4 separate regions of the Homo sapiens genome follow, and regions 1, 3 and 4 are each linked to region 2. Evidence: chromatin loops called from intact Hi-C (ENCODE). Cell type or tissue: heart left ventricle. All regions are shown on one strand. Links, peaks and the distances in the headings refer to the core of each region. The heading gives the core; the rest is flanking DNA. Region 1 overlaps LOC101929507 (a long non-coding RNA gene). Region 2 overlaps LOC101929507 (a long non-coding RNA gene). Region 3 overlaps LOC101929507 (a long non-coding RNA gene). Region 4 has its middle 210 kb from the start of LINC00583.

Region 1 (8,182 bases), core at 1,423-5,422, 61 kb before region 2:
ATGAACAATGTTTTTAATGCTCATTCAAATATTTTGTTTTCATAAAGTCCGTGTTCTGTTTTTAAAACTTAAGGTTGATAACCATGATTTTAGGGAGGACAGAAATTGAACTCATCTGGTAATAAATGCAGAATACAAACTTCTCCTTCAGCCAGTTTACCTGCACATTTATGGTAGATAGTTGACATTTTTTATGACAGTGAAAAAATCAAAGTATTATATATAATTGTTCAAAAGAATTGTCCCCAAATTGAATATGTTTTAAATTCCACTTACCTTTTGTTTTATGTCTATTAGGCATTTAAAATATTAGAAGATTTTTGAAACTTCAACACTTTTTGAATATTCTACATGTGGCCTTTTGAGATTCTGCATGTTGCCTTCAAAGAGATCTTGTCAGAGTTACACTTCTTTAATAGTGAAGTTTATATACTTAAGAAAATAAAGGCAAAAAAATAGTCATTCATAATATAAAAATAATACAGTCATACATCAATTAATGGCATTCTGGTCAATGACAGTTCAAATATATGACAGTGGTTTCTTAAGATTATAATATGGCATTTTTTTCTGTACTTTTTCTATGTTTGGATATACGCATACTTACTTATGGTTACAATTGCCTATAGTACTCAGTACAGTAACAGGCTGTATAGGTTTGTAGCCTAGGACCAATAGGCTATACCATATAGTCTAGGTGTGTAGGAGGGTATACCATCTAGTTTGTGAAGATACACTCTATGACGTTCACACAATGAAACACCTAAGGACACATTTTTCGGAACATATCCCATCGTTAAGTGACATATAACAGAAGTACCTACATAATAATTTTTATGAGGATTAAATGAGATATTTGTAAGACACATAGCTCATGCTTGATACTTACTACATAAAATGATAGCTATTTATTATTACTCTAATTCTTAACATAGTAATTGCTATGGCTCTTAATTTCTTTAAAGAAAACCTCAAAAGGAAATTTCTGTGTGATATAAAAAGGAACTGATGCGAATAACTGTCCCATGGAGTAGTTGAAAGAATACGAAGTTTCAGTGTTAGCTTGTGTGTTCCATTCATCTCAATGGGTTTTAATTCCAGTTTCAACACTGATTAGTTGAAAGCAAGGCCAGTTTCATGATTTCTCAGCTAATCTATCTTTAAAAGGTGGGGCATGAATAATGGTATCACTTTCCTATGAAAGAATGTCTCAAGTGGTCTAGTGAGAAAAGGTTAATATACAAGAGAGCCCTTGGTGAATATGTGGAGTGGAGGTCGGAGAATCAGAGAGGAGACAGGAGGAGGAGGGGCAGAGTGTCCTTGTGGATGGCAGGAGGCGGTCCTGACTAACATGGCTTGTGGAGACATTAAAGTGAAATGCTATACAACTCTTTCATAATTTTCAGTGGTGGGCTAACTCCATTTAAAGAGACTGGCCAGGACAGGTGTGGTGGCTCACACCTATAATCCCAGCACTTTGGGAGGCTGAGGTGGGTGGATCAGTTGAGTTCAGGAGTTTGAGAGCAGCCTGGGCAACATGGGAAAACCCCATCTCTATTAAAAATACAAAAATTAGCTGGGCATGGTGGCAGGTGCCTGTAATCCCAGCTACTTGGGAGGCTGAGGCAGGAGAATCGCTTGAACCCAGGAGACACAGGTTGTAGTGAGCTGAGATCATGCCACTGCACTCCAGCATGGGTGACAGAGCAAGACTCCATCTCAAAAAATAAATAAATAAATAAATAAATAAATAAATAAATAAAAATAATACAGAGACTGGCCAAAATTACACTCCAAGGACCTCTGGGCCTCAGTTTCCTCAACTGTGACATGGAGAAAATTTCTATTTACAGAGTTGTTGTCAGGACTGTGTGCTTGATACCTTTTGGGTACTCAGAAACAGTCCTGTCAAGCACCTACTGTAAGTCAATAACCGAGATTGTTTTCTGACTCTCCATTTCCTGACATGGCTGATGTCGTAGCTCTATAAACAGACACAGGTTTGGGTTGGTTTGTTGGTTCAGTTGTTGCTTGTCCAGGCTGGAGGCAGTTTGCATGGGAAGTAGTAGCTTCTGTTCAGGGAAGAAATTGTGAAGGGATCACAGGTGGCACTAGGCAGGAACTTGGATGAGCAACACGTTAAGATTTGATAGTGGTTTGGCAGCATTCCCACAAAAGAGGAAGATTTGATTGTTGGAAGGGTCCTTGGAAGATGAAAATGTTCTTCGTAAGGTTGTTTACAACAATAAAATGGGAAGACAAGGAGGTAGAAAGATATGGAGTTGGATGATAGAGAAAAAAATCTTATAACTGAGCGAGGGAGTTATTGAAGGGAATAAACTAAGGAACAGAACCAAAGGAGAGGAACAGAGATGGAAACCTCGGTAAGAAAAAAGCTTCGATTATGGAAATAAAGTACAGTATATTCCATTAACTGCTCCAGTGAGTCCTTGGTTGAATTCTAGTTAAAATAAGATATTTTAAAGAGTGAAGAGACATTTCCTTTAAATATCCACATTTACAACTTTTCTATGTAAAGTCCAAGGCTTTAGCCTCAGTATGACAAATGTAGCGAGGTATCATTAATCAGATTAGATTTTTATGTTAAACTTATGACATGAAAGTATATTTTACAAAAACATTTTGTGTTTGATTTTCTCAGATTTTCTATGAAATAAAAAAATTTAAAAATTTGACTTTATTGGAAAAGTACTGCCCAACTTATAAGACTTTATATTTTTAAAATATGAGAATGAGATATATTGAGAAAAGGTTGAATGTGTCCTGGGAGGTGGAAGGCTTCGATCTTAGCCACTGAGCTATTTGTCATTAGATACGAAATTGTGAATGTTCTCTTCCTTGTAAAATAGGCGTGATGACTATAATGTTGAAGAGCTTTCCAGATTTGGTAGTGGAAGATCCCATGTCCCCTCCTTTCCTCGTTGAAGATCCATAGACAAGTGTGATAAGAACACCTACACTGGGGTGAGCCGGGTGGAGGGCTCGACTCTCCTTGGTATCTTCCTGGGCAACATCAACTTTAAAATTTTTAACAGTATTTGGGCATAACAATTATTCTTCAGACAGTCTTATTTTTCCTTTTTAAGTGCATTTAGCATTTAGGACCATAATAGGCATTATCAAACATCTGAGGATGCATTATTCAAAGTTTAGAGGTCACATATACAATCACACTCATTTGCTCACTTTCTCTATACTCTCTTTAAATGCATTAGGGAGTTTGGGACATTTAATTAGGGTGAGTTAAAAATAGGTGCCTTGGGCTGGATGCTGTGGCTCACGCCTGTAATCCCAGCACTTTGGGAGGCCGAGGCAGGCAGATCATGAGGTCAGGAGATCGAGACCATTCTGGGTAATACAGTGAAACCCCGTCTCTACTAAAAATACAAAAAAAAAAAAAAAAAAAATTAGCCGGGCATGGTGGCGGGCGCCTGTAGTCCCAGCTACTCGGGAGGCTGAGGTAGGAGAATGGCGTGAGCCTGGGGAGCTTGCAGTGAGCCGAGACTGTGCCCACTACACTCCAGCCTGGGCAACAGAGCGAGACTCCGTCTCAAAAAAAAAAAGAAAAAAAGGTGTCGTGGTTTGTCTACTTATTTACAGCTGTTCTAAAGATATAGTTTTAAATAAAGACAATTATTTTAATTGAATATTTATAATAAATGTTACTAAAATATAAAAATCAGAATTCCAGACATTAAAGATTTTGTGTTTCTTGCCAGTTGGTTTTTAAAGAATGGATATAAAATATCAATCAACACAGAAAAACAAATCCTCAAGAAGTCTGTATTTAGAGATTAGCATTTTTAGAACATATTCAGCATACGGCATTTCTTCTTTGTGGCATTATAAAACTTTCTAAAACTTTGTATTAAGTGTATTTAACATAATGGTTTCAAAGTGATAACAAACTATATAAATGAAACAACCATATTTTCCTTCTTTTGTTTTTCAACGTAACTTTTCTTCCCTTAATGTTAATCTTTCTTCCTTATGAGCTATTAGTTAACTCATGTTGTGTAAATTGGAATGAACTAGCTAGAAGGTTCTAAGACTTAGGTTCTAGTTGGGTTCTGTTCTACATCTTAAAATCCTTTAAACACTACTCTCAGGTTTCTTATCTACAGAATGGTGTGATGGAATAAGTTGATCTATATAGTTCCTTCTCTTCTGACATCCTGTGATTTTATTAGTCTTTGGCTGTGGACAAAGCAGAGTTTCATATTCATGAAGGCAATTTAATCAATATGAAAGGCAATCTGGACCATTTACCTCAACATTGCCTTTATTTTTAATTGTATGGTAGAAATTCTTTTTCTTTTTGGTTTAGCTGGATAATTGCTTGAATGCTTTCCAGGACCATTTTGCAGCAGAATTTCAAATTTCAACTTCCATACTATCTCATTGCCATTATACTCCATTGACTGCTAATCCTGGTCTGAGGGCCTCTTTCTTTTTGAATTTAACAAGTATTCTGAATACACAAACAACTCATATGGAATTAACAATAACTGTGAAAAATAAATGCACCCATTCCAGTGTGAGGATTTGCTTGGTTCTGGTGCCTGTTTTTATTGCATTTTTTAATGTGTGTGCTTATCTGTGTTAGTTCATGGAATTGCATGTGGAGGAGTCTATGACTGCTTTTGAACCATGTCTTCCCTGCTATATAAACCCCTAGTTTTAGTCAGTCAGGGAGATGGATTTGAGACCAAACTCCCATCTCCTTGGCTGCAGCACCCGATTAAAGTCTTCTTCCTTGGCAATACTTGTCATCTTAGTGATTGGTTTTCTGTGCGGTGAGCAGCAGGACCTAGACCGAAACCCTGGTTTTTCAGTAACATGCCCCGGCACTTTGCTAGATCTCAGATTGTCATCAATTGTGCAGTCCAAGGGAGAGGAAGAACAGTTTATAAGAGCTCTATAAAGACTATAATATACTTTGTTTTACAACCTGGATCTTTACAGGAGAGTTATGTCTCCAATTGCCTTTCAAAATCAGAATAAAAAGTTTTGGAATATCAATTGTTCTATGTACACTGTATCTCTTTGTTCCCTTAATGATTGATAGGAGTTACCTATATAAAGAAAGTTCTCTGAAAAGTGGGGCTCAAGGGAGGAGTTTATGATCATCTACCTTTAAAAAAATAAATCATTACATCACATCAAAAGTCTTAAATGAGCTTAGGATGTTGGAGGGAATTTCAGAGACATCTGGTTCAAACTACTCAAAAAGTGTAGAAATTGAAGCCCAGCATGGGTCTGTTAGTGAAAAGAGCTCAACCTTAAGGCTTTAGACACTAAGTCCAGATCCTTTCTGCCAAAATATGTAAGTTTAATTCTTAAGAATTCTTATATCAGTTATTCTTCCCTTAATAGTATCTAATACAAGACACCTAAAATGTACAGTTCAAGGGAAACTCCAGGGTCTTTCCTTTTTTAAGGTATAAATGGAGAAGTCAAACTGGAAAAAATGTAGTTTTACTAACACGTGTAAAGATATTTAATTTCCTTGCCAATTATATCAGTACTAAACTACGTCAGGTATATTTTGCTGGTGAAGTTGTATTGAGGGGAAACTTTTCTCTTGGAACCACCTAAGTATAAATGTAGTGAAATGACCCCATGGTGTTTTCTTTGCATAGAAATAGCCGTGGATGCCAGCCAACAGACAGAACTTGGGTCATCAGTTCAGATTTGTAGCAGTTTTGGGGAAAGTAGCTATGGTATGAAGAGAATAGAATGATTGAGACAATTAGGTTGAAGGTTATCAGGTTAAATGGCTGCCTTAAATGTGATTAATTCCAACAAGCCAGTAATAATGAGTCTTTGCCTAAGGATTGTGACTTTAATTCTTGCCTGTTTGGGAGGAACCATGATACCCTATTCAATGATTATATTGAATTAGGAGTAGCTGGAGCAAGAGGAGAAAGGAGGTGGTTATCTAACCAAACATTTAAAACAAGTGAAATGTATTATTGAAAATATTGACAGCATAATTTAAAAGTCTGTAAGTGATTATAATAAAGCTAGTAATTTTCTATTCAAATTCAGCTTCCTCAAGACATAGACATTACTAATGTTTATTCAGCAATACTAAAAAGAATCACAGAAACCAAGGAAGAATGCCTTGTATCTGTAATAATACTAGTTTCAATACTATTTAAATTTGTTCTTAGATCAAAGAGTATTTTGAAGAAAAAGATGTACAGGGAATTTGCTTGATGCTACCAACAAAAAACGTAAGTCAGATGTGTTTATATGGTCACTTAATAAAAAATAACTGTCTCAAGACTGAGATTTTTTTATTTTGGTTTTTTGTTTTGTTCTCCTTTATTTAGACTCAGGTCTAGGGTAGATGCTCACAGAAATCTCCACATGTAAGTTTTTTTCTATTATGAAAGAGAGATGACAGTATTCAATATTTTTTATGAGATAACATATTAGTGAATAAATTTATTTTAAAAATTTTGATGTTCTAATAAAAGATGCTAAAAAATACAACAGAAAATTTGTCAAGATTATAATCTGTTTTGCTGTTGAGAAAATATTAGCCTTCTAAATCACACTCTCTGCAGGACTTTTCTTGATTTGTTCCCATTTTTATTCTTCTACTTTTCTATGCCTGTTTTCTGTTACTGCTTTTACCAGCTCTTACTACCACTTAACCTAAGAGATCTAACCTAGGTTAATTTTTGCTAATAAAGAGAATTACACATATACTGGGTCTGGTCTCATTTGCCCATATGTTGTTGACATTTATTTTATGATAGCCATGTGGAAACTTCTCTTGCTTCTCCCAAGATTAAAACTACATGAAACATTTATGATTATTTTCAGGTTTACTCTGTTGATACTATTGGTTATAGACAGAGAGTGAACTTTAGTTATTTAATATAAAAGCATGTTTCAGTTTTATATTTTGCATAATTCATGTAGTCAGGCTTGATTAGTGTGGCTGTGTTGAAATTTGTGTTTAGTTTAGGGCCAGCATTTCAAACATGTTTGGTTAACATTGTTGATGTGAACAATAAAACAATCAGTCTATACTAATTCGTGTCCACATAGAAATAGACAATTACATGCATGGGAAGACAGGACCATGAACTATTTGGTTGATGATATTAAATATTAGTGGGAGAATTAGAGCAATCAAGAATTATCCTTACAATATTTTTTACAAAATTCTTGAAAGGTCAATGAGCACAGAAATGTGAACATGTCATTTAACTTGTTTGGTTCATATTATCTTTTATATACACAGTTGATAACATGATAGGTTGAAAAATAATTTAGCATTGGAGCTAAAATGATCTTTTCTTTCTGTATCCACAGCTAAACTCTCCAGACATTTTAAAACTTTCTTTCAAAATTTCTAGTATGGACTTTTCTAATGCAATACTTCCAGATATTGCTGACAGTGACTGTGTCTTTCCAGAATTATATAATTAAGGAAAGAAAAGTAAATTTCTTCCAACATGCTTTTTAAAGTTCTATAAAAATTTCAATATGGGAAGGAAAAGTAAAATACTGTTTTTTTTCCCTCTGTACTTTTACTGGATATTACTTTTCCTTGGCAGTCTCTTATCTTTACTTGGCTAATATTCTTGGTCTTTCTTAACTGTAAAATCTGAATCTCCAAAGTGCTTATTCATTTTACTGAATTCTTTGATTTAATGTTGGTTTTCTTGTTTTACCCTGAACTTATTTTACCTGCTCTGAACTGAAAGAAATATAATCTTCCTATTGTATAATTTTCTTTGGGTTCATAACCTTAGTGTCCCTTATGCCTTATTCCATAATGTTCTTGTCACATTTTTTGTTTCCTTTGGTATCAGTGTTCACTGTATTCAGAAAGCACTGACTTTGTAAAATTGAGTTGTTTGGAAAGTTGTTTGGAGAGAATCTACTGTTTCTCTCTTATAAAGCTCCTCAAGACCTTATTGAGGCTTGTATTGCTAAGAGCTAGTTTAGATTCTTTAGGGACCTTGCCTAACTTCATATCATTTATTTTGTTCTTCCGCGAGTAGAAAGCCATCTAGGAGCACAGATAGGAGAGGCTGAACTGTTTACTGTGGTGAGATGGGATGATATTCTTTATCCATAGATGGTATATCTTGACAGGTAGTGATTCTTTTTCTTTTTGTTTTTTTCCTAGCTCTCA
Region 2 (8,182 bases), core at 1,330-5,329:
AGCAACATTCGGCTCTCTGTTATGCAAACTTTAAGATACTAGAAGACTAGACATTTGGCAAGACCATAATTTGAGTACAGAACATGGCATATTAGAAGAGTGAACATATAACTGTCATCCAAACTGGGATGCCTTAAAGGGTGAATGAAACCAGCACTAATCATAATTATGTTGGGACGACAGGTGTATACTGGGACTGTTCTGGGAAAACATGGGTAAATAGTCACCCTATGAATTTTTGGTTTTGGTATCTAATTTTGTATAATAAATCATCCCCAAATCCAGTGCCAAGAAGCAATAACCATTTTACTATACTTACAAGTTTGTGGGTCGATAATTAAGGAATGGTGAAATTGGTCACTCGCCTCTGCTCCGTAATTACTGGATCTTGGCTGGGGTGGTGGGAATGGCTGGAAATGCTGGGACAACTCAACTGGGGCCCTATGTCTGGGGCCTCAGTTCTGTTTGTTGGCTGGGTTCCTTAATTATTCCCCACGTGCCATTTGCTATGGCTAGAATGGTGTAACTGTAGAGATCCAAACATGAAAAGGGCTAAGGAAAATGAGGAAAGCATAGGGATCCTGGAAAAAGGAGGGCCATCTCTAAACACAGCAGGAAATACCCAACACAATGTTTTCCTCAAGTGTACAACACATGTCTTTGGTGATTTTTAAGTGGACTTGACATTGAGTAATTCAATTATGAAATCACGTTTGAAAAACATTTTTTCACCTTTAATCTTTTTGATGATTCATAAGAATGGAGAAAATCTCACTTGCTCAATATCAATGTAGCCCTCAATGACATCTCTCCTTAGCAATAAGAATATATCTCAAGCCCAAAGACTTCAATGGGCAGCACTATTTAGTAACAAAGAATGAATAACACAGTTTTGTTTTCATTGTAATTTTCTTCTATTACCTTCTAATTAGGGCAAATGATGCGTTTTAAAAAAATGTTTGTAGTTGTGATATAAAACTTTCTTTTAAAACATATAGTGGTGATGACTATACAATAGAGTGAATATACTAAAAACCACTGAAGTGTTAAAATAAAGGATGTCATATGTTTTTTTTGTTTTTGTTTTTGTTTTTGTTTCTGTTTTTTGAGATGGAGTCTCGCTCTGTTGCCTAGGCTGGAGTGCAGTGGCGCGATCTCGGCTCACTGCAACCTCCGCCTGCCAGGTTCACGCCATTCTCCCCCTCAGCCTCCTGAGTAACTGGGACTACAGGCACCCGCCACCACGCCTGGCTAATTTTTTGTATTTTTTAGTAGAGACGGGGTTTCACTGTGTTAGCCAGGATGGTCTTGATCTCCTGACCTCGTGATCCGCCTGCCTCGGCCTCCCAAAGTGCTGGGATTACAGGCGTCATATGGTGTTTTGATGGGGAACAGAACTGGAGATATTTGGAAGAGATTGAGCCTAGAGTTGCTTGGTGCCCGCACAAAAAGACTCACAGCTACCAGAGAACAGAGACTGTTAACTCCAAGAGGATGTCTACAGAATGGGGCCTTAAAAATGTAGAGAGGAGGATGGAACAGATAAGATAGCCTGCATTCCAAGGTCAAGGATTAGGGAAAAGAGTAAGAGTCAATTTTGCCCTCTCCTTCTTCAAGTCTGATGCCAGTAACCTGGGCTGCAGTGGTTGAATATATATGTTTCAATGGAGTAGAGAAAGAAATTTTATACTGGCTCATAACTAAAAACTGAAAATGGACAATTGCAACTTTAATAACCAAAAGCCCCTGAGAGATTTTTGAAATCTGCCCAAGACGGGATTCAATACTTTTTTCAGGGGTTAGAGAGATTTGACATAGTACCAGGGGCAATGATTCGAGAAAAATAAAACAATAACATGTTTTTACTCCTCCAAGCTGAGACAATTCAATAAACCACTCAGCTATCATCTAAAAAACAAATAGAACCAAAACTATATCAGTAAAAGTAGGGGTCAATATAAAAAATAGTATATCATACTAAACCTGTAATATAAGATGGTGAAATCATACTAGTGGTTCAATCACGGATAATTAAAATTCGGGAAATACTCAAAATGCAAATGATGGCAAAATTTCCTCCACGATTCCTCAAGGGGTGCCAGTTGAATTATTTTTCCTGACAAAAGCATTCAAGGTTCTATTGAAAGCTAAGGAAATCATCTGGAAGTGAGGAAAATAAGGAGTTAAGCTCTTTAGTCCTTGCTGGTTATTATTACTAACAGAGTAAATTATCAGATTATTGGAGAATTAGTTGCTGTAGCGCTATATTGTGAACTTAGGGAATCGCTGATCTTAATGTGTGCCTAGAAAGGCACCAAATATTGAAGGGTGGGATAGATTCCTGAGAAAAATTGCCCTTAGCAAAAAAAGAAACAAACCACCAAACACCAACCCTGCCTCCTATCCCCCAAATATAACTTTGGTCTCTGATTCTTCTTTTTCAAACTGTTTTGTTTCTCCCACACAATCCCCTTCTTTATTGCCTGTCACGCCCCATAATTCCTTCTTTAATTTTAAAACCCCTGACTTACAGCTGGCTGCTCTTAAGAAATGACCTTTCCCATTTGACAGGTGTAAAAATGTCTTATGACAATGATACATTTGTACACACTCAGAGAGTGGTCTTAGGAGTTAAAAGTAAATGTTCATAATAAGGAATTAAAAGGAGAACTTTCCTTTTAAGAACAAACTGCAGGCATACACGTGTTGTGCAAGTCTTTTTCCAAGAAACATGTTTTAGGAGAAAGAGCCTCAGTGTTCTTCTAGACAAATCTGTATTCAAGTCTTATCTCTACCACATACTAGGACCTTAGTCACATATGTAACCTCTCTAGTCTTCATTATTCTCATCTGTTACCTAGGGATAATCACTCTTTCTTCTTTGGTTGTTATAAAGTTAGAATGAGATGGAACACATAGCCCATGAGGCATGGTTTATGCTCAGAGTATTAGTAGCTGCTCTGTTCCCTCTTACCCTTATAAAAACCATCATAATCAGATAGAAAATCCATGAGAGATTATATCTATTTGTATCTATTTATATGTGTGTATATTCATATCTGTATATCTGTATGCCCAAATGTAAGCAATCAGACAGGCAATGTAAATTGTAAATATGGGAAATAATGAGAAAACAATCTGCCTAAATTCCTGTCAAATTGGAAATAAAAATATAGTCAGCTCCAGGAATTCAGAAATAAAATCAAAGAATCAAGAGCCTAAGAACACAAGAATATATACACAGAATTATTTTCCAGATGAGTCTAACTCATTATCTCCTTGTTGTATATGTTTTTAATACTATGTTCCCTTTAAGAGTGTTGAAGTGTATTAGCAACTTTAGAGAATTGCACCTCACTGAAATTTTGTCAAAAGATCTTAGTCTTTTCCTTTTTAAGTCTGTCCTACAAATCTCCTCTCTTTCTTCCTCTTACTTCCTCCCAAATCCACAGTGACTCCAACAGCTGCAATCCCTCCCTCCCACTCCACCACTCAGTGTGGAACTGTGTTGCCATTGGAGACATCCCCTGCTCCCAGAAGCTAGCTCTGTCCAAGAACTTAGGTGGCGGACTTAAAGTAGCAGAAAGTAGTCAATAATTAGAAAAACAGATTTCAGCCAAACTGAGTAGCTAGAGCTTGGAATCTCATAGCTGAGATATTGGTTTTGCTAATTAATTAGCATAAAAATAATGGTCTATGGGGGAACATAGCTTTCTAAACTTTTGGCTGGGACTATTATAAATGAACAATGTGCACAGGAAAATGTTAATAGTTGCAGAGAAAGGCATTTTAACAGAGTTTTACAGTATGTGGCTTGGGGTCCTCAGGGCAAACATATGCATTACACATCTAACCCCACACTGAGAAAATAATCCCTAATGTTGGTTCCTCTGCTAGTCCTATTAAAAATTCTCCAAAATGTAAAGCCTGCCAATTTCAGGCTAAGAATAAATGGCTCATGGTTCCTTTTGAAACAACATCCAAGATTCATGCACTCAGTGCTGCACACAAAATCACTGTGGGAGGAATATCTCTGGTTTCTGGGGTGCCAGAAAAGACCAATGTGCCTGTCCAGCCCCATTTATTTCAGGCAGGCACCCAAAGGCCACTTTCTGTTAGAGATGGCTAGAGTGGGGATTTAATATTAAAGGATATCAGACCCTATGTTTGCATTAATGCAGAGACTTGGAATCCATAATGGGGAAATGCTGAAAATGCTGTGCATTCTGTAAGATGCCGCTTCTCACGGAATTTAACACTTGACATTCAGTAAAAGATGAAGACTCAGTTCATAACATTGGCCATTTTTTTGCAGATGGCTCTAACACAGTGTTAGTAGTGTGATATTTGGGAATGTGGATGGTCTCCCTTAGCCCTAAATACTTAAATTATTTAAATAGTTAAATTATTTTCATGTGAAAAGATGTGAGGTGAAGGTATAAGTAATAAAAAGCATGGAAAAACTTAGAATTGGTTCAAATAGAATTTTTCTTCCTTGATTAAAAAAACCACTTTGATTTTGAGATTAAAAACTTATTTGGAATCTCAGGTCTCAGCTACGGGATCTCAGATCATTCCTTTTAACCTTTCCTGGGCCTCAACTTTCCCATCTGTAAAATGGAACTACATGGAAGTGAGGATTAAATGGGACAGTGTTACAAATGTTATAAACACTAATTTTTATATACATTTTATAGCTTCTTATGTTATACAATTTGCAAATATAGGCAAATTAATTATTAATATGAAAATTTAGATACGCATATATATATTATTGATTTGATTCCATAAGGATTTATTTAGGTCCTCAATAGCCAGGTCTCACTCAAATTCCCATGTGATTTCTAGTTCCTGCTTGGTAAGAATTCTGCAAATTGTCAGAAACTCACACTTGCCTGGTGCTGGATTACCTGTTAGTAATCACATTAGGGAAGGGGCCACATCTGCACCAGAGATGGTGAACCCAAGTGGACAAACAATCTGGAGCTCACTTCCTAATAATTGTTTACCCCTTTATTCAAGTTATGGCTCAAAGGTTGACTCATCTCTTTGCACTTCATTGTCTTCCAAATTCATTAATCCCCCATTTATGGGAAACTTCATCTTCAAGGCTCTCTTAGGTGGTCTTTTTAACTCCTACAGGGTCCTGGGGTATTTCTGTAAATGACCCCTAGGTTATATGACCATGTCCTCCTAAGGCCTCTATTCTCAAGGGGGGGAACATTTAGACATATTCCCAAAGTTCTTAGCTTTGGAATTTGACCTACAAAGAGAACTGCATGTTTTGTTTTTGACTGCCCCCAGGCCTATATGTTACTGTGTGCTGTGATTTGAGTATGTGCTCAGAGAGAACTGGCCCATAGTTCTGAGAATAAACAATTATGCACATATAGACACTTTAAGCAATTTCCTTAGAATGCTTTTCAAGAGGCCGTGGCTTTGCAAACACTATCTGGTATTTTCATTGACTCTGAATTGGTCGTTGAAAGTGTCATTTCATTTTGACCCTATTTTAACTCAAATTCCCTACAAAATGACAGTGTCCTTTTTTATTTCTAAGCCCAGCCTATTTTCCACCTTTGCCCCCTTTTATGTGTGGCAAAGGAAAGTGTAATTCAGTTGTGTATCATAGGATGACAACTTTGACTTCATGTCCCTGGAATTTTGCCTGGTGAGTGGGTGAGGGGCTGACAATAGGTTACATGCATACTCGACTCTGTTTGCAATGAGAAGGAGGCAGGACAGATCTATTTGCCATAAAAGCACTTAGTTTTTCCAGCAAATTTCCTGGTAGAGTATTGTTCTAAGGAACTAAGGATCTGATTCTCAACAATTAAATCTGCTGTCACATTTTATTTATAACGGAGTTTCGAGATCAGACTAATAACTATAATGTCTTAATTTCCCCAGCAGTTGCAAGGCTGGGGAGAGAATAAAATTGGTTGTTGTACAGTTTTATTAGCGTTAGTCTCTCATAAGAAACATTGATTTCAAGCATGTTTTTCTTAACGGCTGTAACTCCAGGTGACTGTGATAAAGAGGCGGACATTTTTGGGGAGTGTCATATTAGAACCGAATGAACAAAGCTGGAGATCTGTGTGTGTGGGTTGAGGGGATATAACAAACAGAAAACGGGGTCCATGTACATTGAAGCTCCTTCACCTAATCTATCCCACATATTATTCTGGACTTTTTAGAAAGATGCAGCACAAGGAATAGTAATCTATTTATTGTTGCAGTATGTGGAAAGACAAGGAGACATGATACCATGCGTTATGGTAGAATGAAGGCAGGGCGATCGCTGTGGTTGGAATACAGAATATATATTCATTCGTGTGCAAAGGAACGTTATGGATAAAAGGGAAAAGAGTGGCACTGGATGACGCTGGACAAAGAAAAATAAAATGTAGTCATACTAGATGAAGACCTTTACTTCTGGCCTATGGCAAATAGAATGTAAGGCAAAGGAGACGTGCAGTTTCATGGGTACATTCAATAACAAAGTGATGCAATAGACCTTTGACATCCCTGCAATCCTTCCCTTCTGTTCCAAATTGCGAACAAGCTAGTCTGGAGGGAATATTGCTGTGAGAAACAGATAAAAAGGTTTAGTCACTATCACATGAGAAGGGTTAAGAACACAACAAAATATCCATGTAGCAATTTGCCAACTTGGCCTTGTAGTCATCTGGGACACAAACAAAACAAAACGGATTTCGGGATCTTCCCCTATGAGATTTCTGATTTGATACATCTGAGATAAGGCCCAATGATGTCCTTGAGCTTTTTAGGTGACTATATTAGTGAACAATGATTGGGAACCATTTGTAATTAAGGTAAAATTTCTTAAAATCAGATTCAAGACATCTGGTTTCAAAATTTCGAAATAAGGAACTTTCTAACTCCATCTCTTAAAAATCTCCAAACATAAGAAAAAATTTTAAAAAGAAATACATAGTTTATCTTTGAGAAAACTAGGAGATATCTGAACTCTGGAACACGGTATTTTTAAAAAGGATAATCTGAGAATGAGTTGGAACTTTTAGGAATTAAAAATATAATAGCTTAAAATTTTAAAAATCACTAAACTTTGGATAATAATGTTATTCAGAAATAAAACAAATAGACGGACAAAAAGAGACTGAGAATAAGGAAATTAGAGGATAGATCTAGTAGAAATTATGAAAAAATAAGCAGAGAAGTAAGAGAAAAATGAGCAAAGAAACAAAACAAGAGAACCAAAGGACAAATATCTTCAAATGAATGGGGCCCACTGAGTACTGACACCAAGACATTCACAATAAAAACAAGCTTAAAAAATCTTCCAAGAATAGAAAATCGAAAAAAAGGATTCAAACATAAAATGGATCAGGTTTTCAGGATACTGTGAGAATGGCAGTTGGCTTCCCAACAACTTTGTTGAAAAGTAGATAACAATGGTGCCTTTGAAATTTTGAAGGAAGTGATCTTCAATCCATAATCTTCTACTCATAACAATTACAAGTCTAATGTAATGACAAAAGGCATTCTCAGATATGTGAGGTCTCAAAAATTTTCATTCCAATGCACTTTTTTTCAGCAAGTTGCTGGAAGATGTTTTCTAGTAAGATAAGAGTAAATCGAGAAAGACAAATATACCAGAACCAGGATCTAATACAGATGTGAAGGAAAGAAAATTTGCAAAGAGAAATTCCCAGGTAACAAAAGTGAAACTCAAAAGAGCAATGTATTAAATATAGACTGGAGCAGTCGAGTGGAAAATTCAAATAGGATTATATCCATTAAAAGAGAAATGATAAATTATCTAATGAGCTTAATCGTGTTCAAAAGCGATTAAGGGGCATATTTCAAAAAGTTTGGTAGATGAAAAGAGGTTTAATTAGAGATGTGAATAAACAAATAGAATTTAAAAAAAATGATGGAACTCTTAACACCAGGAAAAAAAGGTGTGTGATAAAGGGTGTGTAACCATAGTATGTATCACTTGACTGAGCAATGAATAATATTTGCCTTATCTAATAATTAAGATACTGTGTTATAGCCATATGGTAGAGAAGAGTGAGTGTAAGAGAGCTAAAATTCTCATTTATCAAAATACATAAAAATTTATCAACACAGATAAAAAGAAAATCTAAATGTGATGAATTATGATATGGGAGTAAATACATGTAGTTTTAGATAA
Region 3 (8,182 bases), core at 1,502-5,501, 100 kb before region 2:
TTGAACATTTCCTATGCTCCAGGCACTGTGCTAGATGCAAGAGTTACTAGGGTGGTAAAAACATTTGTTGGAGACACCAAAAGAAGCAGCCCATGGATCTTGTCTGTTTTATCAGTGGTGTTTTCTTTTGTCATCATAGATACATGTATGTGTTCCCATAGAGAGAAATCATGTAAAGGCTCAATTATTCAATATTAATATTGATCTGAAACTTTTAAAGCTCCCTTAGAAAGCTGATTGCAGTTTCACACTGAGAGTGGGCAAGGAGGGCTTTTTCTAGTGGCTCCAGAAAGAGCAATGTTCATGTTTCCAGGTACTCCTTCCTGAAGTGGGAGAATGCCCTGGCCTACTTAGACCCTCTTAATTGGAGACAGAGATACTATCTGCATAAGTCCTATGGCTTTACTTGAATTATTAGGAGCTAAGTAAATTCTTAAAAAAAAATGTGAGATACTCTCTGATACATCTTGTGAGCCTTGATGTTCTAGAAGTTAAATAGCATGGGTCTCTGGAGTAAAATATCCTGGAAACAGTGTTGGCGTGATGCATTTTTGCTAAGTGCCACAGGTCAGGGCACCTAATTTGCTCCTTGCAAAAAATGAGGATAGTAATTATACCACATGACTGTGAGAAGTGCTTTGTAAGCTAATAAATAGCCTTCAACTTCAATAAGTTCTCTTATTTCCCAGTTATAAGATCTCTGAAAGCTAAGAAGAGGAGGTGATCCATTTTTAATCTTTTATAGTCTCTAGGACTATGCCTAAGACTTAGTGGGTACTCACTAATTGTTTGTTGAAAAGCTACTGATTAATAATAGTGATAATTTTGGAGCACTGCCACGTGTCAGGTGATGTCTTAAACATTTCACTTGTATTAGCTTTTGATTCCTTATAGTGACTCCATAAGTCAAATACTATTATTATCACTATAATATGGACAGGAAAACTGAGGCAGAGAGAAATTGAGTAATTCCCATAGTAACATAGGTGGAGCTGGAATTGAAACTCATATAGTCTGGCTAACTGCCAAGATTTACTTCCCCTCCATAAGAACTGTGTATACATTTACTTCTTCTTATTAGAAGAAATATAGGCAGAAAGAAGAGTTAGTTCCCTTCGGTTGAATTAATAGATATTTCTTTTAAATGAGGTTTTATCCAATATCCAAAAGAAAGCAAAACCAAACAAAAACCAAACCAAACAAAAACAATCCCAACAAGTCAATCCAGACAAAATCATATTGAGACAACGTCAGCTGAGGCTTGTGGTTGAATGGACCGTTGACAACAATCATTTAGTATGTTGAGATGAAGCTGAGGACCTTTCATGTGGGAAAATATCTGAGAGGCGAGAGGAAGCAGACTGTGAGTTGTTAGCTGTGCTTGAAAATCATACAGATGGAGGGTCTTGGGTGAGTCTTTGGATTGTAGCCTGCTTGTCTTCAGTCACAGTGAGTATAAAATGACAGAAGAATCAATTGAAAGACTGGGAAAGACCTGTCACACAGGCAAATGACAGAACGATTGTGAACAATGTAGAAGACAGGGAAAAGGGAGGTGAAGAAGCAGCTAACATTTATTGAATGCAAGTTATGCTGAATATCTATAGTCTTATTTAGTATTCATTGCAATGGATGAGGTAATGCTAAACACATCTTGCAGATAAGAAAGCTCAGGATCAAAGAGGTTAAGTAATGCTACCATGAAGCATTCTCAGCTGGGAGGAAAAACCAGCCTCCTCCACTTACTCCCAAGCCTGTGAACTTTCCATTCTGTGGCTAGTAACCTCTGTTCTACCTCTCACTAAACTGCAGACTTGTAAGAAGCTACTGCTGAGCCAGAAGATTACCACAAAATGGCCAAGAAAACATTGCCATTATGTTGGGGAAAGAGGGAGGAACAAAAGGGCTAATAGAAAAGGAAGAAAAAAACCAACCAATGGAAATCACGAAAGACTGTGAGAGGAAGGACTTTAGGCTTCTGACAAAGTGTAGAAAAAAGAAAATGGTACTCCTGAGGCATGGATTTTCCAAAAGAAGGGTTTCTGATTCTACTAATCCTATTAAAAAGCAGAGGAAAGCTCTAGGAAACCTCAGATACCCTTTTCTCAAAGATGGCTACTTTCTTTTTGCCTTTTGTCATTCCTTCTCAACTCCCTTTCTTTTGCTCTGGGTCACTGGTTTTGGATCTTCCTGTTTTGCCTGAGCCATAGCTCAGTCTTTGACTTTTTGGCCCCACTCTTTAAAAAGTGGTTTTGCCAAGAGCAAATTGCCCAAGACGTTTAGGTCAGTGGTCACCAAAGCTGATCCACAGGTTGGATGCAGCCCATGGTGAGGTTGTTGGTGCCCTGTGGTAGAATGAGAAGAACTGGAACAACTGAGTGAGCTTTTCATAACACTAAATGCATTCCATACTGACTGTCTTTTTTCCTGAGATTATGTTCTTCTTGCTTGTTTGATGTTTCAGCATTTGTTGTTTTATGAAATGATGGTGAAAGTAGACGATTCCCCTTAAATACTTTTTAAAAAATTAAAATGTCCTGTGAAATCAATTTGAGAGACAGACATGCCTAGTCCATTGGAAAGAGTCTGATCATGGACGCTGATTAAAACTCAGAAAAATATTTCAGCAGGGAGCTCTTGACATTTTTAATGAAAGAGTTCACATGTTGTTTTAAATATTAAGTTAATTATATATGATGCCCCTATTGCTTCATCTGGTATATTGTTGGCATTTGAGCAACACATACACTTCTTCTCCCTTGAATCTCTCTTCTTTGATATGTGGGCATGTTTGTGCATAACGTGAGTTTTGACCTTCTTGGCCCTGGCTCACTAAATGCCAATAGTAATCCCCAGCTTCAGTTTTGATGACCATAATGTCCCCACACTTTTACCAACCTTCCCAGTGGAGTAGGTTTTGGGAATTAATAGAAGAGGCTGGTTTTGTATCTCATCTCAGAGTGCTTTGTGCTAGCATTACTTAACCTCTTTGGGTCTCAATTTTCTTATCTGAATGGGCATTACTCAAGGCCCAAGTGGGGTTCTGCAGAGCATCGCATAATCACCTATTATTATGCCCCATTTCTGCTATAGAGAAACAAGCACATGCAGAAGCAGATAATATTGTCCCATTTTGGTCATCAAATATTTGCTACAGTAATATACCTTAACCTGCTAATACCCGTGACACCCTTAAAATAAGAAGGAGCATGAATTGGGCAGTGTCATTTTTCTCATAAAATTTAGAGACATTAATCCAAGTTTTCTCACCTTTTAATACTATAATGGTCTTTCTTTTAGGATTTGCTTCTGCTTCAAATCCTACCTTGATGCAGTCAACCATTTTCTCTCTTGTGCCCTACAATGCCATATATGTACTGTAATGTGCCAAAATATGTAAAACACCTGGTATAGTGTCTGGCACATGGAGGTTGCTCAACACGTGTTATTGGGTGAGAAGGTGAATGGCCACTGCACAATATCAAATATATTCTACTGGGAAATGTCTAAAGAAATCACATGGATGCAAGAGAGGAGTTTAGACTCATTCATTACTATGTGGTCATAAATACCCACTCCTATCTCCCACACGAGGAAGGTGGATTTACTTCTTCCCTACATAGTTCTCTGATTGAACGTTGTGCCTTGTTTGTTTGCTTACCTTTTTTTTTCTTTATATACTCAACCTGATTTTATTTTAAATCCATTTTGCCTGTGCCTGAGATTTTGTTGGAGAAAGAAAGCATATATGAATTTCCTTTTGCTTGAACCCCACAAGAACTAATTCTTACCATTCCTGAGATTAAATCATTTTCACCTGTTTTCTTTTCTGAGTTGGGCGGGGGTGTGAGCATTGGGGGGGGGGGTATAATTTTTGGGGTCCTAGAACTTTCTCCTTCCTCTGCCCCTAATGTGTGTGTGTGTGCACGTGTGCACACACACACAAACACATTCACAATGAGTTTGGTTCAAAGGTCTTAGACCATGTAGGAAAGCAAAAAATGGACATGAAATGGCACAGAGTTTGGGCACTGTCAAGAGTCCAGCTGCACAGCAGCTCAGCATCTGGGTCAGTAGGAAAGAAATTAATGTTCATTGTGCTATGTCTTGTCTGTTAAGCACATCTCATTCTTTCTCCAGAGAACTCTGGAGTGTTATGATGGCAGAGTAGAGGAGAGGGAAACTGAAGACTAGCCTTTGTTGACCACAACACAATTAGCCCTTGTTGTCAAGCATCTCTCTAGATGCTTTTATATCACTTCACAACTCTCTAAGGCAATTATATGATTCTTGTTTTACAGACATGGAAACTGATGCTCAGAGAGGTTAAGTCGCTCACTCCAGATCCCCCATTGAGAAGCAGAGAAGGATGGATTTTGAACTTCATTTACTGTTTGTGTGTTTTTACTGTGTATTTTGTGTATTTCTTTCTTTCTTTCTTTCTTTTTCTTGAGACAGAGTTCTGCTCTTGTCACCTGGGCTGGAGTGCAGTGGCACGATCTCGGCCCACTGCAACCTCCGCCTCCCTGGTTCAAGGGATTCTCCTGCCTCAGCCTCCCGAGTAGCTGGGATTACAGGTGCCCGCCACCATGCCCAGCTAACTTTTGTATTTTTAGTAGAGATGGGTTTTCACCATGTCGGCCAGGCTGGTCTCTATCTCCTGACCTCAGGTGATCCACCCACCTCGGCCTCCCCAAGTGCTAGGATTACAGGCATGAGCCACTGCGCCCAGCCACTTTTCCAGGGATAGTTCCAGTTTATGCCTGTTGTCCTGGTGTAGTTATTAATAGCAACTCTCACCATTTGTCTTGGTATGCACAACAAATTATAAGATCATCTTACCTCTTTCTCTTCTGTGTTCTTCCCCTCTTGTCCAAGTGGGAGGTGGGAAGGCGCTGGGTGATTATGGTATCCATTAATGGCCTCTCTGTGTTGCAGGTATCTTTTTTTTTTTTTTTTTTTTCTGAGACGGAGTCTCGCTCTGTCGCCCAGGCTGCAGTGTAATGGCGCGATATCGGCTCACCGCAACCTCAGCCTCCTGGGTTCAAGCAATTCTCCTGCCTCAGCCTCCCGAGTAGCATGCGCCACCACGCCTGGCTAATTTTGTATTTTTAGTAGAGATAGGGTTTCCCCATGTTGGTCAGGATGGTCTTGAATTCCCGACCTCAGGTGGTCCGCCCGCCTCGGCCTCCCAAAGTGTTAGGATTACAGGCGTGAGCCACTGCACCCGGCTGCGTTGCAGATATCTTAAGTGTTCCTTCTGTTGTGGGTTGCCTATGTGGTTCTTCAAGAGTCTCTGTAGAAGCTTCTCACTCCACAGTTTCCTGACTGGGGAACTCTGATTCCAGCTTATTTTCCTATATACCATAATAGCTCTTGCCCTTCAGCCATTCACTGTCTTACAGCTTCCTGCAAGGGGTTTCTTTCGCACTAAAATGTAGCACTGCACAACCCTTTTGCAATGAAGAAGGGAGGAACTAACTGCATAGAGTAATGCTGCACTCCCACTTCTGAGTGGGAAGTCCCACACTTCTCACTTCTCAGTCGTCTTTTCATAGGAACCAGAGTGGGAGGAGAGAGAGGTGGCTGTTGGCAGGGCTGGCTCTGCTCTGGTGCCTCTCAATAACTCTTAGGGAATTTCCTTGAAATTAGAATGTGATAAATTTACTGTCAGGTGCTCAGATTGGGTCTTAGGTAAATGTCAGTGCAACAAGAAAAGTCCTACTTGACATTGCATTACATATCTATAACAAACACCAACTTGCAATATGAGGCAGCACCATCCTTACTGACAGCATCAGCTGTATTGTTGCAGTGAAGTTCAGTAGGAACCAGCACTCTATCAGTGTTCAGTTTTGGTTTTGACTCATCTTTATAAATTTGTTTTCCTCCACTGAAAATTTTAGTTACAGCTTGGAAGTGGAGTGGACTCCTTCCTTCCTAATTACCTTATCAACTAAAAGACGACTTTCTTTTCTTGACAAACCACCTCAACCAATCAACATTATTTCTCAAGAAAATGGAAAAAGTATAGTAGATCTAAGAACTTCTCCTTATTCCTAAATACCAGCAGTCAGCATGACCAGTTTTCTTTTTCCCATTGTTGCTTTAAAACTGATTAAAAATTGCAGAATGGGCTAGAGCCATGCGTTACCTGTGTTTTCATTTCCGATAGCTAATACAATGTCTGACACCTTGTAGGTATTTGAAAATAATTTGTTCAATGGTTACATTTCTCTTTGTACCATTCACAGTGCCTAGCATGATGCTGTGTGCATATTAAGTGCTTAAACATTTTTATTATTGATGAAATAATGTATAGTCCCTTTGCTTCATTTTTCAGGTTGCTTTAAGAAAGAAAAGGTTCATTTAGAGAATGTGTCATTTAGTTTGAGCCACATTTCCTGAAACTTTGCTTTCTTTGCAATCACACCAGAACAAGTTATCATGGGAAGAACCTGAATAGGGCTCAGAAAATGATCTTCACACCTCAGTCCCTTTTAGAGACCCCTTGGATGCCAATGTTTTTGTCTAGGCAGCCATTGGAACATTTATTTTTATTAACTTCTCTGTGCATGTTCAGTGCCATTTTCCTTCCCCCCTCAGCTTTGCAGCATTCCCAGGTGGGGGACAGCCTGGTCAGGAGTCAGGTTCAGGGCTTCAGCTTGACTCATAAATGTGGAAATAACAAAATGTGTTCCCTGAAGCTTTGCAGCATTGTCAGGAAATGGGCTGCTTGCATGCTGTACTTCCACAGATCTGGAAACTCTGCTGAGTTTGGGTTGACTCCAGAAAAAAGTTTAAAAGTGTTCAGGGAAGAGAGGAATGAAAGCGGGCCATTAGTTGGAGACACCAGCGCTCCGGTGGAGTCTGTGTCTTGGCTGGCCTGTTGGCAATGGGCGACTCTGGAGTGTGTGCTGTGTACTGTGGCGGCGAAGTTTGCTTTTCTAAGGATTGGGGCTTTGCAGGAACTTTCCTTCCCACATTTTTCATATCTCAGAAATCTGAGTGGCACCTCTGGGGAGAAGTGGGGTATAGAGTTATTGTTTCCGGCTGGAAGAAACCAAGGCATAGAGCAGTCTAAACTCAGAACTCAAGCATGAGTATTGGATCTTAACCATCTTAGTACCCAGCCTACCCTAGACTGTCAATAAATATGTGGAGAATCAGTGAATGTGTAAAATTGACTTCTATTTGTGTGTCATCAAAGGCAGGAACTGAGCTCAACATCAGGTCTTTTTGTATGCTGTGAGCTACACAGATGATCTCAGGGGGCATAAATGATGGGATTCAGGGCAACTTTTCCTTGTTTGTGTTGTTGACACAACACCTTTCTCATTATTCTCAACTCAGGGAAGAATTTCATCTTTGTGATTTTTCTCTCTTTGCTCCTGGACCACCAGAGCTGTGAGATCCAGAGGACAGGGAGTATGAGAGCAGCAGCTGGGAGGCCAGGAGGCCTCTAATCCTTGCCCTTATTTGGGCCTTAAGAAGACAATATAAAGAAGCTGACTGGTCACCAAAGGAAACACAGATTGTGGGTAGCTGGTGGTGTTTGTGTCATAGCTTCTTAGTAACCTCCCCAGAAGGCTAGAAGGGAATTTGATCACCAATCAAGTAAACGAAGAAGTAATTAGAGCTTTAGGGTTACTTTAAATGTATCGGATTATTTTTTCCATGATGCAATTTCGGGAGGAGTTTTTGTGATTCTTCTCCCCACTCCCCAAGAGGCTTCCATGGCAAGAGTCTCTTGACCTATAATGCTCGTGTTCATATCCTGGCTCTGCCACACACATGCTTTGTGACCTTGGGCAAGTTACTTAACTTCTCTGAGCCTCAGCTTCCTCAACTGGAAAATGGGGATACACTTAAATTACAGGTGTATCATGAAGCCTCAATGAATTAAATACATGTAAAAGTGTTAAAATGGTGTCTATGTGCTAACTATGATTATTGTCATTTTGCTTACACACCATCCATCAGACAATTTGATACAGAGGCCAAAAAATATATTTTTTAAAATTGGCAGTTTTTTAATAGAGTACTGTTTGAAGGCTAGAAAATGAACTACTTGAACTCTCAAGGTTTTCTTACAAATCACAGGCTCCCGTGACAATTCTGATTCTTATGTTTTTTACTTTCACAACTGGTTATTGAAGGATTCTCAGCTCTAATTCCACAA
Region 4 (8,182 bases), core at 1,769-5,768, 150 kb after region 2:
TGATGCTAAGATGACTCCTGAACAATTAAAATACAAAAGACTATATAGTATATAGTAGATCCCAGCTGGGTAGGTGAAAAAATGTGTATAAATATACACATTAGGATAAGTACCACCATTTTTCTAAAGGATACATTAGAAACCATTAACTTTACATTTAGAAGAAGAATGTGGGATTCCTGGGGATAAGTAAGGAAGGAGAGAGATATACATTTTATTTTAAATCATTCAGACAGTATTTTATCATAAATTTTTTTAAGTTAATTTATCTTATTTCATATGTGTTATATTATATGGTGATACTGACCTTCCCCTCTTCCCCACTAAATTGATTATTTACTTGAATTACAGAATCAAAGGCTTGAACCTAGTTGCACATTTGTTTGAACTCTCTTATTCCCTCACTTGGGTACCAAGTCTATCTTAGTTCCATTTGTCCTTCATCTTGCATTAGGCCCTCCAAGGAAAATTTACTACAAGTCTGGCACAGAAAACATTTCTGGAACTTAAGCTTTGTTTGGGGGTGTTTTTGAAAAGAAAATTTGCCATCATCAAGTACAGTATCTTGAGCCCACACAGAGTGTGTGGCATCGGTCCAATCGCTCTTTTCTGGTTCCTTTGAGATTTGTTTATTACTTTGAAAATCAGAATTTCCATAAAACAGCGTAAGACTTCCCTGCCTCACAGCTCAATAGAATAGCTGAGCAAAGAGATTTAACTTAATTTTGAGGGTTGGTTTTGCCACATGTATTAACAACGATAAAAGCAACAACACAGAGCAAAAGAACCATGACCGCATGAGCATACAGCATAGGAAACTATGCTTTAAAAAAATTTCTTATGCAACCTTTAGGGTCAACAATAATGTTGCTGGGTTTTGCTGGGCTGACTCAGACCTGTTCAGATGCTTGGGTGCAGAGAGTTAACACTGAAATAATCATCCTTGAGGGGGTGGATTAGGAGCGGGTTATAAAGCATGATGTTGTTGGCAGCTAAAGAAAATTGTCTTTCAGTTTGAGTGCAAGAGACTTTGCTACTGGGGCAGGCTTTGCATTTCAGTGCCCTTCCTGCTGCTCTTGCTCTCAGCATCTGAGTTCTCAGGGTTGTTTACCTTTGATCATACGGGTCAGACCCCCTAGCAATCTCCTTATTATTGGTCATCTAGTGATAATTTGCACATGCTTCCAAGAAAGTTCTCAATTTCCAGAGAGAATTATATTTGGCCTGCAAATATTCTTCCTTCTAACATGGGTTGTTCTCAAATTTAGACTTAAATCTGTAAAAGGATGTGACCACATTTTCATTAGTCCATACTGAAATAAGAAAATAAGAACAGTATCATCTACAGCTGTGGCACTCATCAGTGTTGCCTGTCAAATGTATGCTGCTTGTCAGATATTCCTGGCTCACCTGGCACATGGTAAGTTTGCACTTTCTGGCCTTCTTGTAATTGGATTGGACCATGTGACTAGTTCCAGCCGATGAATCATGCAAGAAGTCATGTATATTGCTTCTGCACTGGAGCATTAACTGCTGATTCAGGAGTATCCAGAGCTCTCTTTCCCCCTGGCACAGTGGTCAGCCACATTGGAGATGGCTGCTTTGACAGTCACAATCTCCAAGGGGTGACCACTCCTGTCTACCCATGAAAAACATGTAGCATACTGTTTTAAGCTAAAGAGACTGGGGCAAGAGTGGTGGCAATTTTTACAACAGCATAATTCAGCCTATTCCTATACACAGCTAGTGTGTGTTGGTTATAAATGCCAACTCTTCCTAGAAGCAATTATAATTTATTCTGGTGTTTTTTTCTACTTTTAAAAATACTTAAATTTCTTTTAATGTCCTTCTTTGAAATTAAAAGTTGGCACTCCTGGGGCAGTCTTTTTTAGTTGTTTTGTTGTTGTGTTTTAATTGTATCCATCTATGAAATATTTAACTCTAGGAATTACTGCTTTGGGTCATCTTCTTTGACCCATCAAAATAGTGCAAAGATAGAGTTTTCTAAGGTATACTGACCTTGGCTTGTAAGATTCAAATTCTTCTGTAATAACAGATATAATTTGTAGGTATCTGTGGCATCTAACCTTACCCCACTGTCTATAGTTCTACAAAGGCTCAACTTTTGGACACCCTATTCCTTTGAGGCTTTCCATGCCTCACTTCGCGCCAGCTGCAAGAGTTCATTCAATTGTACTGAACCGGTTGGCAGTTAAAGGTAAAGTTTTTGGATTTTCAAATCAAGGGAGTCATATTGCAGATCCAAAAACTTTCTTCAGGAATGCAAGATCTAGTGGGGCAACTGCCTGTGTTACTCACAGGGACTTCGGTAAAACAAGAAGTGAGAAGTTTTTGTCTTCGTTTACTGGTAACTTCAGAGCTTAGAGGAGTATATGACACATCATGAGAACTCAAGAAGTATTTGCTAAATAAACTAATGGAATGCATATATGTATTCATGGGTTAATGTTAGGATACTTAATTTAAAATGTGCAAATTCCTCTGATTGTTTTCCATTTTTAGATAATGGCAAGTTTAGACTTTAAAGGCCTTCTATTCTTCAACAACCAAATGTGCAATTATTACAGCCCTGCTTGAATAGGTTAATTTCCCACTGAAAGGACAGTCTTTCTTTTATTTCATTCACCCAGTCAGACAGGATCATCCCCTTTGGTGTCTTAAGGATATTTCAAAACCGCAGGTATGTGTGTGGTTTTTAAAGCCTGAAAGCACAAAGCCACATATACTTTTTAAAAAGTATTACTATTTTCCTTTCTATTGTTAAAAGTTGAAACTATTCACATATTTACCCTAGGGACAGTCATGCATGGCGGAGGTATATGCGTGGAAAATTCTTTCCTTGTCTCTTCTGCTGTCACCCATCTGTTTGGGCTCAAAGACAGTTCTTTGTTCACACGGTGAGGAAGGTCTCACACTGACTGAAGACACAAAGCATTCAAATTTGCCAGGGCTTATAGTGTATGTGCACACACACACCTTAGCCTGATTAAGCTGCAACTCTTAAATCTTGAATAGTCTGTGTATCTACAACTTCCATGTAGCTGATACTTGGTTTGAAGTATTTGGAAATTGTATCTCCATCAGCATAAAGTTTATGCCCTAGACTTGAACACCAATGATTGTATTTGGGTAGCTAAAGTTTGAGTGATTCTTAACCTCCTCTTATTTTTAATTTGCTGCATTTTTCTCTTGGCAGCCTGTCAACAAATGTGAACTGCATGTCCTGTCTTCTCAGCTCCATGGTGAGAGCTGGAAATACAGAATAAAAAACAGAGGATTCCTGCTCTTGTGGTTCTGATAGCCCTTCTCAAATTGCCAATAAGAATGCACATCATTTTATAAAGGGGGCATGTAATTAACACATGTTTAAAGGAATTAAATATACTTATCAGTCTCTTATATAGAATTCAGCTGAGTTCTAAACTGAAAACCATGTCTCTAGCACTCACTTGCCAGGTCTCCCCTGTGCCATTAAATAACTAACTTTAGCAATGCAAATTTTTTTTCAAGACGAATTATGTTCCCATGTGTAAAGCATAAAGACTGTGTCTGCCTCGTGGAACATGCATATTCACAGCTGTAGGCTCACATCCTTGCAGAAAGCATCACCAATGAGGATTTCCCATTTTCTTGTTTTTAGGTGACTCCAAGAAACCTGAGGGTATTTAGACTGATGAATGATGTGCTTGACTCCAGTCTTGTGCCTGCCCGGCTCCAGAGTTTATCTGCTTTCTGTTTGTTTTCTGTGCTCCTATTAGGTTGTTGTTCGTTACATTCTGATGTTTGTAGTTTGGGGAAATCTGTATCTTTGTTATTTATGTTATCAATAATGTGACCTGGGCCTTCCTCAGCAATGTTCCAACTGTTCCCAGGTCCTGAATCACTAATTATGCAGATGAACAGATTGTGGAAACTCTTTCCTTATGGCTGCATTCTGGAGGAGTTGTTTTTATTAAATTGCCAGTGTCTCGAATTATAATTAGGTACTGGCCCATATTTATAGCATTTCTCTTCTCTCTGTCTCTCTCTCCTCCCGCCCCCCACCCTGTCCTCTCTTCACTTTTCTCGCTCCCTTCATCATATCCTCTCCTTTTCCACTATGGGCTGGAAACTTAATCAAAAGAGAAAGAGTAAGAAAGAGAAACCTCAAGTCATTAGCTTCAGAAGCAAGCTTGCCTAACAGCAGATGACAGGGCAGAGTGTTAGATATTAGGAGGTTCTGTTTCTTGCAAAAAGTCATTAAGATGTGGAGCAGCCTGCCAGACAAAGTGGGAGAAGCCGGGAGAGCTTAACAAGTTCAAGGGGAAGGAAGGGATTCATTTACAACCTTGCAATTCAGCCTGGCCAGTCCACTCAAGGAAATTTAACAGTGGTCAGAGAAAACAGAGAGAGAAATTTGGGGACCTTGGGGACCTCCAGTTTACTGCAGTTAGCCAAATCCTTCCGTGGTTCATCTACTTGCTCCTTATACAAATTATACTGATCTTACTGTCTGAAGTTTATTAAGCGTTCAAGGCGTGTTCAACACTCTAATGAAGGTATGAAGCATGACTTTTCCCCAGGAGCAGCTTGCCTTAAAGGAACTTTACGGGCTTTTGCTTGAACAAGGCACAGAAGATGAAAGCTAACTATGATTTAAAAAAAAAAATATATATATATATATATATACACACATACATACTTGCTGAGGGAGGGAAGAATGTGGGACAGAATAAGTATAGAGGTTGTGATGGAGGAGAAAATGGATTAAGTCCCAGATACAAACAAAACAAAGCAAAACAAAACAAAGCAAAACAAAACAAAATAAAAAAATTGCCTTGGTATTTTTTATGGCTTAGTTCCAGTGTTTCATTTATGGCTACAAAAGAGATATGTGATTTCCTTTCCACTTTTCTAATCTTGTTTAGAGACTTAAACAAAAGAATGTTACTCTAGAGACAAGTGTATATAAGCACTGGACCTCCTATAATTATGGGGAAAAAGATTTATATAAGAGTAAATGTGCAGATTCTTCCATCATGTCTGTACATTCCCTCTTACCTGCACGTTTTTGGTGGGGGGGGGTGGGGAGCGGGGAGAGGAGGGAATCAGGAGAACTTAGTGTAAACATTAATATTAATTTGCTAGCACATGGAAGATAACTAAGTGCTAAGGAACAGTCATTATAAAATTATCTGGAAAGCAACACATGCTAAACAAGCCTGACTCCTTCGTACAGTTGGAGACAGTAAAACATTTAGAATAGCTTGATGAGAATAAAGCTTTTTATACTATTATCACATGAATGCATGATTCAACACAGGTCTGAAAGAAATTAGGCCTCTGTGAGAATGTTAATATGAATGGAAATTATGTTTACCCATAGGTAATTGATATCCAATATCATTAACTAAATTACAGACTCATAAAACAGTGGAGCCAGAGGGCATCAGAGCTTTTGGATTCCAACCTATCCATCTTAAGACAGCAGTACACTAAGGAATTCCTAGAGAGAAATAGCTTATTTCTTTAAAGACTTCCAAAAGGGAAAGCCTACACCAGTCTGTATTGAGGTGTTCCAGTGATTTATATCTCCAAGGTTGTCATTCCCAAGCACGGCTGTGAGGTTTACATTGCCAACAAAAGGGCTTCTTGTTTATTTCTTTCTTTTTTAGGAAAATTTTATTTTAAAATAGTTCTAGATTTATGTAAAAATTGTAAAGACAGTAAAGAAAATTTGTATGTTACTTTCTCACAGTCGAGCAGTATTGATACATTTATTTTTCATTAAAAACTATACTTTATTTAGATTTCCCTAGTTTTTACCTAATGACCTTTTTATGACCCAGGATCCTAACCATTGCATTTAGTTGTTCTGTTTCCTTGTACCAGTTTCATGTCTTCTGGAAACAGTTTCTCATACTTTCCATGTTCTGGATGACCTTGAGTTGAGTATTAAGGAGTATCAGTAAGGTTTTTTGTAGGATGTCCCTCAATATTAATGTGTTTGATGTGTTTCTCATGACTAGAATTTGGTTATGAGTATTGGGAGGAAGACCACAGAGGTCAAGTGCCAATCTTATCACTTCCTATCAAGGGTTCACACTGTCAATATGGCTTACCACTGTTGATGTTGACCTTGATCACCTGCCTGAAGTAGCATGTGTGTGTCAGCTTTCCCTCCTGCAAAGTTATCCCTCCTCCTCTTCTTATACTGTACACTTTAGAAAGAAGTAACAAAGCACAGCCTACTCTAAAGGAGAGGGAAGCTATGCTCCACTTCCTTGAGAGTGAATTATATACATAAATTATTTGGAACACTGTTGTTTTAAGACATTTCTCTAGAAAATTTGTTATTTCCCCAATGCTCTGTTTTGTCATCTGAATTAATTGAACTGATTTACATATCTTGTTTTTTGAAAATATTATGTTTAACTTAAAAATTATACTTTTTTTTACTTAAAATTCTGAAATAAGAAAGTCTTTACATTCAATCAGCTAAATAAATTTCACTTTTTTTGTTTTTCTAAATACTAGCTTACTTTTCTCTCAACTATGATTGTTGTACATTATTTCCAAGATATCTGATCTAATTTAGCTGCTGTTTAGAATGCAGTTGTAACAACCTCTAATAGGGTCTCAGGCGTTTCCAGTTTGTCCCTTCCTATACCTCCCTATCACTGCTTTTTATTGTCTTCTATTCTTAAGTAGCTCTAAAAACATCAATTAAGGAGAATGTACATGTTAACATATCTACACTGAGTCATTTAAGATGCCAGGGTTATTGTATTACCTGGTTTTAGGGTTTCTAGATTAAGAATGGCAAAGCATTTTTATTTCATATACCTACTTCAGATAGTTATTAGGAGCCACCCATAGAGCTGTATGAAGAATTCTAAGGAACTGTCAGCCTCGTAGAAAAAAGAATTATATGGCAGATAAGCCATGGGCATGAGAGAGAGAAAATGTGGAAAGCCACCTCTGGATGACACTTGTACCATCAAATACTATGATCTTATCAAGTAAATCACAAGCTAAATCAATTTTTTAAAGACTTTTTAATCCTACTTGATCCTTTACACTATCAGTTTATCTTCTTATCTTGTGGAAAATAAAATCTAATAGTCATTTTCCATTTTCTGTTGTATAACTTAGCAACATATTTGTCTATGGGGAAAACTTGAACCAATTATGGTTACAATAGGAAGACAGTAGTTGAAGAAGACAGGAAGACTTCTCTTGCAGGCATAAAGTCTGTTTTGTGTTAGATCTTTTTGTTTTGTGTAGATTTTCCCACTCAAATGAAGGTGCAGAATGGGAATATGATAGAGAGGGCCCGTGTTCTGAGAAAGGAGTAATTTCAGATTTTAAGAATGACACAAGTTCATTTCTGAAGTCTGTTTTGGTCCATTGTTCCTTTAGTCCTTGATCCCATCCAGCCCTGGCTAAAAATACTAATGGAAACTCTTCAAATATTAAAATCATTTATCATAAAGATGAAATTATTCTCAAGCATAGAGTTGTGTTAAAACCAGTACTCAATGGACCAGTTCCAATTCAATTATAAATGCAACATATATGCTGACAACATGGATTTGAGGTGTCCAGAAATTTTCCCCTGCACCTGAGCATCTACGTATCTTAGATTATGATGCCTGTATTAGTCCATTCTCACATTGCTATAAGGAAACACCCGAGGCTGGGTAATTTAAAGTGGCTTATTGACTCACAGTTCAGTATGGCTGGGAAGGCCTCAGGAAATGTACAATCATTGTGAAAGGTGAAGGGGAAGCAAGGCACCTTCTTCACAAGGTGGCAGGAAGGAGAAGTGCCGAGCGAAGCAGGAAGGGCCCCTTATAAAACCACCAGATCTTGTGAGAACTCACTATCATGAGAACAGCATGGGGGAAACCACCCGCATTATTCAGTTACCTCCGCCTGGTTTCTCCCTTGACATGTGAGGATTATAAGTATTACAATTCAAGATGAGATTTGGGTGGGGGCACAGAGCCTAACCATATCAATATCTGAAATTCCGCCCAATGGTGAATTGCTGCTTTGGAGAGTCCTTTGCACACCAGGTTCATTTTTTTTTTTTTTAATTTTTCATTTTATTTACCCAGGAGGAGGTAATACATAAAATAAATTCATTGTAATACATCATAACTACTTTTGTTCTAAA

The links. Hi-C counts contacts between places; a loop is a spot of excess contacts. Peaks named below come from ENCODE experiments on the same cell type or tissue, not always from the same donor. Only the 100,000 strongest peaks of a DNase experiment are listed, where the experiment ranks them.
Region 1: a loop joins it to region 2, with 5 times the contacts of the local background. A loop is called at or near these places in 4 of 110 quality-filtered maps.
Region 3: a loop joins it to region 2, with 2.1 times the contacts of the local background. A loop is called at or near these places in 3 of 110 quality-filtered maps.
Region 4: a loop joins it to region 2, with 2.5 times the contacts of the local background. A loop is called at or near these places in 4 of 110 quality-filtered maps.

Annotation. Positions count from the first base shown.
Region 1 is chr9:13,920,156-13,928,337 of GRCh38, reverse strand. The region is part of intron 6 of LOC101929507 (a long non-coding RNA gene); the gene reads left to right. It overlaps LINC00583 (long intergenic non-protein coding RNA 583), which reads right to left and starts at 367. Exons shown (of 3, transcript NR_038194.1): 1 at 277-367. In heart left ventricle, for the core only: no CTCF peak of the experiment used is centred there; no DNase peak of the experiment used is centred there.
Region 2 is chr9:13,858,615-13,866,796 of GRCh38, reverse strand. All of the region lies in intron 7 of LOC101929507 (a long non-coding RNA gene), which reads left to right. Among named protein-coding and RNA genes, the nearest start is that of LINC00583, 65 kb to the left of the region's middle. In heart left ventricle, for the core only: no CTCF peak of the experiment used is centred there; a DNase peak (open chromatin) is centred at 3,496; H3K27ac peaks cover 1,435 bases.
Region 3 is chr9:13,960,812-13,968,993 of GRCh38, reverse strand. All of the region lies in intron 4 of LOC101929507 (a long non-coding RNA gene), which reads left to right. Among named protein-coding and RNA genes, the nearest start is that of LINC00583, 37 kb to the right of the region's middle. In heart left ventricle, for the core only: no CTCF peak of the experiment used is centred there; no DNase peak of the experiment used is centred there.
Region 4 is chr9:13,712,908-13,721,089 of GRCh38, reverse strand. No RefSeq gene overlaps it. Among named protein-coding and RNA genes, the nearest start is that of LINC00583, 210 kb to the left of the region's middle. In heart left ventricle, for the core only: no CTCF peak of the experiment used is centred there; no DNase peak of the experiment used is centred there.